Regions from separate parts of the Homo sapiens genome. Here region 2 is linked to region 1. A link is an interaction called in ENCODE POLR2A ChIA-PET data of the cell type or tissue named here. Cell type or tissue: B cell. All regions are shown on one strand. Links, peaks and the distances in the headings refer to the core of each region. The heading gives the core; the rest is flanking DNA.

Region 1 (5,393 bases), core at 142-5,141:
CACACGAGCGTGCGCGCACACACACACACACACACACACACACACACATCCCTCCCCACTATATTTACTTATTTGGTCGGTGCACCTTTTGTTAACCCAGCTTATTCTCTCTGCCTTCCTGCCCCCGCTCCCTGTATGCACACACATGCATAAACACACACACACTCTCACACACGCACACACACACACACACACACACAGCCCCTTCCCCTCTGCTTTGACTTCCCCCTCTCCTGCCTGTACAGATGTCTGTGTTATTTGGCCCCATCAAATAGTTGAATTGAGTTGTTCATTAAGGGAGGGGAAGAGCTCAGATTTTTAAGTGATTATATTTTTGTTTTGGACACAGACATTTCCTAGGAAGGAAAGTGTTTTTGGTAATGGACCACGGAATCAAAACAGATTACTCACTGTTTCTGTCCATTAGTGCATATGATGGGGAGCACCTCAAAGAAGTTTAGTCAGAGGGATAGGGGCTAAAGCATTACATTCATCCTGAAAATGCCTTAGAAAGTACCTAAGACCGTTGGATAAGTAAGAGTCAGGGACTAAATGTAGCTAAGAGAAATACAACTTTCAGACTTTACTGACTATATGGAGGAAGGCCCATCTGTGAGCAAAAGCCACCCTTTCCCTAGAATGATGGTTATACAAGTAATCACATGTGAGTAATTGAGAATTGTCTGTAAAATCGAGCTCTTTGTTTTAAAGACATGAAATTTTAATGTATTAGAAAATACATGAAGAATGTATATTCTTTGTAATTAAATTAGAAAATACGGATAAATGTAAATCGAGAATCACTATAAAAGCTATAAAATGTTAACATTTTTGTGTATATCTTAGATTTTTAAAGTGTGTATGTATATACACACATAGTCCCTAAAATGCTATCAAACTTTATGTACAAGTTCGAAACTTTTTCACTTAAAAAATTGCAACCATGTTAATGAAAAAATATTTTTATATCCTTCTTAGGAGGTGCTGCATTGTGTGTGTGTGTGTGTGTGTGTGTGTAATTATATATATGTGTATGTATATGTATATGTGCATATATATAAAATATATGTATATGTGCGCATATATATATATATATATATATTTTTTTTTTTTTTTTTTTTTTTTAAAGAGACAAAAGATCTCTCTCTGTCACCCAGGCTGGAGTCCAGTGGTGCGATCTTAGCTCACTGTAGCCTCAGACTCCTGGGCTTAAATGATCCTCCTACCTCAGCCTTCTGTGTAGCTGGGACTACAGATGTGTGCCACCGTGCCTGAATAATTTATTGAATTTTATTTTTTATAGACGGGCTCTTGCTATGTTGCCTAGGCTCATCTAGATCTCCTGGCCTCAAGCAGTCCTCCTGCCTCAGCCTCTGGTGTAGCTGGAATTACAGGAGCTAGATACCACGCCTGCTGCATAGTATATTTTTTTTGTATGAACATACCATAGTACCATGTATCTACCAGTTGTCTAAATCCAACAATTTAGATTTTTTACACTGTTATAAACAGTGATTTGATGAACAGTTTTGTGTGTATATACACATATTCCCCACATATTTTTGGACACTTTGTAGGATAAATTATGCATAAGTTTCTGGAAAGACAACTTTACAGAAGTTACATATTTCTCATTAGGATCTAGTATCAACCTGTTAATTTATGGTGTGATATTGAGCAATTCATTTAATATTTTTGACCTTTACTTGGATGAATTCACTTCTGAAAGTTTATAGTTCTCCGTCTTGGAATAATAGGATAAGCTTGTGTTGAGTATACAGACCATAGTTCTTAGTAAAAAACCAAAAATCAATTTGACGGCCAGATGCGGTGGCTCACGCCTGTAATCCCAGCACTTTGGGAGGCCAAGGTGGGCAGATCACCTGAGGTCAGGAGTTCAAGACCAGCCTGGCCAATATGCTAAAACCCCGTCTCTACTGAAAATACAAAAATTAGCCAGGCGTGGTGGCACACATCTGTAATCCCAGCTACTCTGGAGGCTAAGGCAAGAGAATTGCTTGAACCTGGGAGGCAGGGAGGCAGAGGTTGCAGTGAGCTGAGATGGCGCCACTGCACTCCAGCCTGGGCAACAGAGCGAGACTCCATCTCAAAAAAAAAAGAAAGAAAGAAAGAAAGAAAAAAGAAAACATTCCATTTATAATACTATTAGAAACAATAAAATACTTAGGAATAAACTTACATGGCAGAAGACTTGTATATTGAAAATTATAAGATGTTACTGAAAGAAATTAAGACACAAATAAATAGAAACACATCCTGTATTCATGGATGGAAGACTTAATATTGTTAAAATGTCCATACTACCCAAAGCAACCTAGAGATTCAGTGCAGTCCCTATCAAAATTCCTATGGCATTTTCTGCAGAAATAGAAAAAAACATCCAAAAATCCACATGGAATCACAGAAGACCCTAAATAGTTGAATAATCTTGAGAGAAAAGAACAAAGCTGGAGGCATTAAACTTCTGATTTCAAAGTATATTACAAAGCTAAAGTAATTAAAATAGTATGGTACTGGCCTAAAGACATATATAGACCAGTGGAACAAAATGACCCAGAAATAAAACCATACATATACAGGCAACTGATCTTCATCAAGGGTGCTAAGAATGAATACATAGTGGGAAAAGGATAATGTCTTTAGCAAATGGTTTTGGGAAAACTGAATATCCACACGAAAAAGAATAAAGTTGAACCCTTACCTTATGTCATCTACAAAAAATTAGCTCAAAATGGATTTAAGACCTAAAACTATAGAACTCTTTTTTTTTTTTTTTTTTTTCATCTCACTGTCTCTCCAGGCTGGAGTGCAGTGGCATGATCTTGGCTCACTGCAACCTCCAGCTCCCGGGTTCAAGCGATTCTCCTGCCTCAGCCTCCTGAGTAGCTGGGACTACAGGTGTGCGCCACCATGCCCAGCTAATTTTTGTATTTTTAGTAGAGACGGGGTTACACCATGTTGGCCAGGATGGTCTCAATCTTTTGACCTTGTGATCTGCCTGCCTTGGCCTCCCAAAGTGCTGGGATTACAGGCATGAGCCACCACACCCAGACAGGAATTTGTGTGTGTGTGTGTGTGTGTGTGTGTGTGTGTGTGTGTGTGTGTGTGTATGCAAACATGGATTTATGAGTGACAGACTTCAAGTGCATATTTTTTTTGTAGTTAAAAAGATAACAAAATGTATAACCTAGTTTGAGACCAGCCTGGCCAACATGGTGAAACCCTGTCTCTACTAAAAATACAAAATTTAGCCAGGCATGGTGGCAGGCGCCTGTAATCTCAGCTACTTGGGAGGCTGAGGCAGGAGAATCACTTGAACCTGGGAGGCAGAGGTTGCAGTGAGCCGAGATTGCGCCATTGCACTCCAGCCTGGGTGACAAGAGTGAGACTTCATCTCAAAAAAATATATATATATATATATTCTCCCAAAAAGGTTCATCCCGAGAACACTGAAGAATAATTTTTGGGAATGTTAATGATGTGCCACAAAATTAGTATTTTATGATCAAATGAATTTGCTTTATAATATTTTATCTAAATATTCATGCTCCTGAAGACTCACAAAATAAAGGAAACTTTATCCAGCTTTTTCCAGAATTTACTTGCACATAGACTCCATTTATATAGCATGCCTATTGAACTCTGTAAATAGTGCAGTTCAGGAAAGATAGCAGTGTGGGAAATGTCACTCTAATGGTCATATACGTTTATCCCATGGGAGGTTAAAGCATATAGGTGAGAGGAGAGTGATCGCCCTGGGGAACTGTAATGAGAAAGGATTGATGGCTGTTTCAGTTGTTGTTTTCCTGTCCCTGGCTGCTGGCATGGGGGCAAGGGGGAGGCTGAGGCTCAGGTCTTAGAGAACAGAACATTGCATTTCACTTCACAGCACCTTGCAGACCCTGTGGTTTTTACAGATTGAAGGTTTGTGGCAACCCTCTGTTGAGCAAGTCTATCAGTGCCATTTTTCCAACAGCATGTGTGCACATTTCCTGTCTCTGTCACATTTTTGGTAATTCTTGCACTATTTCAAACTTTTTCATTATTATATTGTTACGGTGATACATGATCAGTTATCGTTGATGTTGCTATGGTAACTGTCTTGGGAGCACCATGAACTGCACCCATTTAAGATGATGAACTTAGCCAGGTGCAGTGACTCACACCTGTAATCCCAGCACTTTGGGAGGCCAAGGTGGGCAGATCACCTGAGGTCAGGAGTTTGAGACCAGCCTGACCAACATGGTGAAACCCCATCTCTACTAAAAATACAAAATTAGCTGGACGTGGTGGCGCATGCCTATAATCCCAGCAACTCGGGAGGCTGAGGCAGGAGCATCACTTGAACCTGGGAGGCGGAGGTTGCGGTGAGCCGAGATCACGCCATTGCACTCCAGCCTGGGCAACAAGAGTGAAACTCTGTCTCAAAAAGAAAAAGATGATGAACTTAAATGTTGTGCGTTCTGACTGCTCCACCCACCTGACGTTTTCCCCCTCCTACCTCTCTCTCAGGCCTCTTTATTCCCTAAGACACAACAATATTGAAATTAGGCCAATTAATAACCTTACAATGGCTTCTAAGGGTTCAAGTGAAAAGAAATATTTACATGTCTCTCACTTTAAGTGAAAAGCTAGAAATGATTAAGCTTAATGAATAGGGCACGTTGAAAGCCAAGATAGGCTGAAAGCTAGGCCTCTTGCACCAAACAGCCAAGTTAGGAGTGCAAAGAAAAAGTATTTGAAGAGAATTAAAAGAGCTACTCTAGTGAACCCACAAATGATAAGAAAGCAAAACAGCCTTATTGCCAAATGGAGAAGTTTGAGTGGCCTGGTTAGAAGATCAAACTAGCCACAACATTCCCTTAAGCCAAAGCCTAATCTAAAACCAGGGCCTGTCTTCAGTTCTATGAAGGCTGAGAGAGGTAAGGAAGCTGCAGAAGAAAATTTTGAAGCTAGCAGGGGTGGGTTCATGAGGTTTTAAGGAAAGAAGCTGTCTCCATGAGATAAAAGTACAAGGTGAAGCAGCAGTAAGTTATCTAGATTGTCTAGCTAAAATAGTTGCTGATGGTGGCTACACTAAACAACAGATTTTCAATATAGAGGAAACAGTCTTCTATTGGAAAAAGAGGGTGTTTAGGACTGTCATAGCTAGAGAGAAGTGAGCGCCCAGCTTCAAAGGACAGGCTGATTCTCTGGTTAGCGGTTAATGCAGCTGGTGACTTTTAAGTTGAAGCCAGTATTCATTTACCATCCCTAAAATCCTTGAGTTCTTAAGAATTACGCTGAATCTACCCTGCCTGTGCTGTAGAAAAGAAACAAAGCCTGGATGACAGCACACCTGTTTATAGCATAATTTACTGAATATTTTAAGC
Region 2 (5,393 bases), core at 157-5,156, 64 kb before region 1:
CCAAAGTGCTGGGATTACAGATGTGAGCCACAGCGTCTGGCCTGATTTTTTTCTTTTGTCGTTCATGCTTTTGGTGTCATATTTTATAATCCTTTGCCAAATCCTGTGTCAATCCTTTGCCAAATCCAGTGTTTAAGAGTTTTCTGGGTGTTGCTCTTTTATGTACTTCTTTGATCTGTTTGGAGTTAGTTTTTTGTACATGGTTTGAGGTAAAGGTAACTTCATTCTTTTGCACGTGACTATCCATTTGTCCCAGCGCCAGTTGTTAAAAAGACTATTCTTTCTCTGTCTTTTGGAGTTGGCACTCTTGTTGAAAACCAGTTGATCAGAGATGTATGAGTTTCTGGATCCTCAATTTTAATTCATTGATTTGTATGTTTGCCTGTCTGCCAGTACCACTGTCATGACTGCAGTTATAGCTCATTGCAGTCTCGTTCTCCTGGACTCAAGTGATCATTACACAGGTGAGCCACTGGGTCCGACCTCCATATGAATTTAGAATCAGCTTGTCAGTTTCCATAAAATTAGCTGGGATTCTGATGGAGATCTCATGGAGCCTGTAGATCAGTTTGTGGAGTATTGCCATTTTAAGTGTTAAAGTCTTCCAGTCTGTGAACATGGTATGTTTTTCTCTGTGTTTAGATTTCCTTTAATTTCTTTTAGTAATATTTTGTAGTTTTCAGAGTTTTGAAACTCTGAAATGTTTTTTTCTTTTATATGTCATTCTCTTTTTTTGTTAAATTGATTCCTACTTATTTAAATCATTTTGAATGCTACTGTGAATGGAGTTGTCTTATTTTCATTTTCAGATTGTTCAGGACAAGCATATATAAATACAATTTTTTGCTTTATTATTTTTAATTGACATAATTGTATGTATTTGTGGGGTACAGTGTGATATTTTGATACAGGTATACAATGTGTAATGATCAAATTGGGGAATTAGCATATCCATCACTTCAAACATTTATCATTTCTTTGTGTTGGGAATATTCAAAATCTGCTCCTCTATCTATTTGAAAGTATACAATAAATTGTTGTTAATTATAGTCACCCTGCAGTGCTGTAGAACAGGGATCTCCAACCCCTGATCTGTGGCCTGTTAGGAACCGGGCTGTACAGCAGAAGGTGAGTGTCCAGCGAGCAGCATTACTGCCTGAGCTTCACCTCTTGTCAGATCAGTAGAAGGCATTAGATTCTCAGGAGTGTGAACCCTGTTATGAACCGCGCATGCGAGGGATCTAGGTTCACATTCCTTATGAGAATCTAATGCCTGGTGATCTGAGAACAGTTTCATCCTGAAACCATCCCCCACTAGTCCATGGAAAAATTGTCTTCCACAAAACTGGTTCCTGATGCCGAAAAGGTTGGGGACTGTTGCTGTAGAACACTAGAACTTATTCCTCCTATCGAGCTGTAATTTTGTATTCATTAACCACCCCTTGGCTACTCCTCCCACCCCCCACATCTGCAGCCTCTACTCTAGTAACCACTATTCTACTCCATAGTTTTATGAGATCAATACAATTGATGGCTATGTATTAATTTTAGAACCCGCAACCTTGCTGAACTCGTTTATTCTAGTAGTAATTTTTTAGTGGATTCTTTAGGGTTTTCTTTATATAAAATCATGTTACATACAAATAAAGATAGGTTTACTTCTTCCTTTCAAATTTGGATGCCTGTTTTTCTAACTGCTGGCTAGAACCTATGGTACAGTATTGAGTAGAAGTTAACAAGAGGGAATTTTCTTGTCTTTTTCCTAATCTTAGAGGAAAAGCATCCAGTGTTTTCGCTATTAAGTAAGATATTAGCTGTGAGTTTTTTATAGATGCGTTTTGTCAGATTGAGGAGCTCTTTTCCTCTTTTATTTTATTAATTCCGTAAATCAATCTTTTCTTTTGTTAAGACAGGGTATTGCTCTGTTGCCCAGGCTGAAGTGCAGTGCTGTGATCTTGTCTTACCACACCCCTGCCTTCTGGGTGAAAGTGATTCTTCCATTTCAGTCCCCTGAGTAGGTGGGACTACAGGCGTGTGCCACCACGCCTGGCTAATGTTTTGTATTTTTGGTGGAGATGGGTTCTCACCATGTTGCCCAGGCTGGTCTTGAACTCCTGAGCTCAAATGATCCGCCCCTCAGTGTCCCAAAGCATTGGGATTACAGACATGAGCCATTGTATCTGGCCCATAAATACAATTTTTATTGTATTCAGAGAGGAATTCTTTTCTATGTTTTTATCATGACAAGGTGTTGGATTTTTGTCACCTGATTTTTGTGTGTGTGTGTGTGTGTATTAAGATGATTCTGTGATTCTGGTTTTTTAATTCAATTGATATGCTATTTTATGTTAGCCCATTTCAACCTACCTCTTTTGTGCTGTTATTATTATTTATATTATATATATATATATAATTTTTTTTTTTTGAGTCTCTGTCACCCTGGCTGGAGTGCAGTGGTGTGATCTGGGCTCACTGCAACCTCCGCCTCCCGGGTTCAAGCAATTCTCCTGCCTCAGCCTCCTGAGTAGCTGGGATTACAGGCGCCTGCCACCACACCTGGCTAGTTTTTGTATCTTTAGTAGAGACGGGGTTTCGCTATGTTGGTCAGGCTGGTCTCGAACTCCTGACCTCGTGATCTGCCCGCCTCGGCCTCCCAAAGTGCTGGCATTACAGGCGTGAGTCACCATGCCTGGCCTATAATATATATATATAGTTTTATACAGTTGCTTTTTAAATCAATTAAGAGAAGAAAGAAAAAATACACATTTATAGTGTCCTTTATAATTAACAATTGCTGTTACAGGTACTCTTGTATGTTTTTTCATGTGGACTTTACTTGCTGTTTGAGAACACTTGCTTCTAGCCTGAACAACTTTCTTTAGTATTTCTTGTAAGGTATGTCTGTTAGCATAGGAACAACTTCTGTTAGGTTTTCGTTTTAGAAAAGTCTTTTTTTTTTTTGAGATAGGTCTCGCTCTGTTGCCCAGTCTGGAGTGCAGTAGTGCGGTCACAGCTCACTGCAGCCTCAACCTCTTGGGCCCAAGTGGTTCTCCCACCTCAGTCTCCTGAGCAGCTTGGGACTACAGGTGCACACCACCACGCCTGGCTAATTTTTAAATTTTTTGTAGAGATGGTGTCCCCCTGTGTTGCCTAAGTTGGTCTTGAACTACTGGGCTCCAGTGATCCTCCGTCCTCAGCCTCCCAAAGTGCTGGGATTACAGTTGTGAACCACCATGCCCTTATGGGAAAGTCTTTATTTCACATTTAGATGGAAGCATTGGCAGATTCAGCATTGTTGGTTGACGGTTTTTTAAAATTTTTTTTTTCCTTTCTTTGAGCGCTTTGAATATATTACCCCACTGACTCATAGCTACCAGGTTTCTGCTTAGAAGTCAGCCTTTCGTCTCAACTGGAGTTTCCCTTATAAGTGATGCATCCTCTTTTCTTGCTGTGTCTTTTTGTCTTTGACTTTCAGCATTTTTATTATCAAGTGTCTTATTTGTTGATGTTTTTGTGTTTATGACATACACTTTGTTTTTCTTTTTTACATGACATATATTCTTAAATTCTAGTTTATGCTAAATGCCTATATGTTTCAGTTAAGTATTTTTTTAAAAATTGGACACCTCAGTTATAATGTATCAACTTTGTTAGCTAGAATTTTTAGATTATCCAGAATTGTTATGTCTCAGCTGATAATATATTACTATACTTAAATATTACAAGCATTCTCATAGAAGACATTCGTAACTAAATTGGAAACAAACTAAAATAAAATGGCGATATGCATTCCTTTCCTGAGTTGTGTTTTGCTTAGATTAGGTATCATTCTACATGTAAAATTGTGCAGTGCTAGCTCTTTAAAAAGGCAGTGGCTCTGAGGGTGTAGGCTGCGTGGAGTTTATACCATGGTGTATTCGTTTCCTAGGGTCTTTCCTAACAGATACCGTAAATTGAATGGCTTAAACAGCAGACATTGGTCATCTTACAATTCTGGATTCCAGAAGTCCAAAATCAGCATCTCACCAGGACCATGCCCTCTCTGAAGGTGCTGGAGAAGGATCTGCCCCAGGCTTCTCTACTTGCTTCCGGCAGCCTCAGGCATTCCTTGGCTTGTAGATGGCCCTCTTTTCCCTGTGTCTCTTCACATCTTCCCTGTGTCTGTGTCCAAATTTCCCTTTTTTATAATAGCAGGATGCCAGTCATACTGGATTAGGAATTACCTTCATGACCTCATTTTAACTTGATTAGCTTTGTAAAGACTATCTCTAAATAAGGTTACATTATGAAGTACTGAAGATTAGGAGTTCAATTTATCTTTATTTAGAGGAGGGGGTGCATAGTTCAATGCATAACGGATGAATTAAAGGAATATTGCCATCTTAAGTGCCTTCTGAAACAAGGTAGGAAATTAGGGAATCATACTTTTTCAAGGGGAGTAGCAATTGGTTCATTTTAGGTATCTTTTTAACTGACTCTGAACCTACTTATAAGCCAACATCGGAGCTCTGCAGTGGTGGAACTTACAAGTTAATTTTGCATTAATCTTATAATGGCTGACATTTCCTAGAAGTGGGTGTAGTTAACTAATTGCTTGATTCTATCCTCTCCATAACTGCTCACTCCTCTCCCTACCTTATACCCCTAGCCTTTAGCCGTGTGCGTTATTACATAGGTGCTTTTTTTTGAGACAGAGTCTGGCTTTATTGCCCAGACTGTAGTGCAGTGGCATGATCTTGGCTCACTGCAACCTCTGCCTCACGGGTTCAAGTAATTCTCCTGCCTCAGTCTCCCGAGTAGCTGGGACTATAGATGCCCACCACCACACCTGGCTAATTTTTGTATTTTTAGTAGACACAGGGTTTCACCATGTTGGCTGGGCTGGTCTCGAACTCCTGACCTTAAGTGATCCACCTACCTTATCCTCCCAAAGTGCTGGGATTACAGGAGTGAGCCATGGCCTAGTTACATAGGTACTTTTAAAGAAATTTTACTGTTTGATTGATTATAAAAGAAGTATAGTCAGTGTGTAATGTGATGTGTAAAAAGGTGTAAAGAAGAAACTGAAAGTCACCTATAACCCATTAATAATTACCTGTAACTGGTATTGTTGTGAGTGTGCCCTCAGTTTGTTTATGGCAAACATGATTTTTAAAACAAAATCTGGATCATTAAATATTTTCTTAACATTATTCTGTAGACAATTTCATTAATTATAAGGGCTAGTACTCTCAAGATTTTTTTTGCTTTTCTTCCATTTTGTAACCTCTTGGGGACCAAGACACATTTCTTTTCATTGTTTCTCATTTTCTCTATTGATAACAAAATTTTGTGGTATAGAGTTACAGACTTTTGTTGATAAAGAAGGGACTTTAGGACAACTAGATAAACAA

Evidence for each region. ChIA-PET counts read pairs that join two places held together with the same protein. Peaks named below come from ENCODE experiments on the same cell type or tissue, not always from the same donor. Only the 100,000 strongest peaks of a DNase experiment are listed, where the experiment ranks them.
Region 2: POLR2A ChIA-PET joins it to region 1 with 5 read pairs; 5 of 35 experiments call an interaction of 5 or more read pairs at or near these places.

What each region holds. Positions count from the first base shown.
Region 1 is chr13:27,081,907-27,087,299 of GRCh38, reverse strand. All of the region lies in intron 6 of USP12 (ubiquitin specific peptidase 12), which reads left to right. Among named protein-coding and RNA genes, the nearest start is that of USP12-AS1, 41 kb to the left of the region's middle. In B cell, for the core only: no CTCF peak of the experiment used is centred there; no DNase peak of the experiment used is centred there.
Region 2 is chr13:27,145,696-27,151,088 of GRCh38, reverse strand. The region is part of intron 1 of USP12 (ubiquitin specific peptidase 12); the gene reads left to right. All of the region lies in intron 1 of USP12-AS1 (USP12 antisense RNA 1), which reads right to left. Among named protein-coding and RNA genes, the nearest start is that of USP12-AS1, 23 kb to the right of the region's middle. RefSeq lists an enhancer at 3,158-3,347. In B cell, for the core only: no CTCF peak of the experiment used is centred there; DNase peaks (open chromatin) are centred at 3,098 and 3,208; H3K27ac peaks cover 2,403 bases.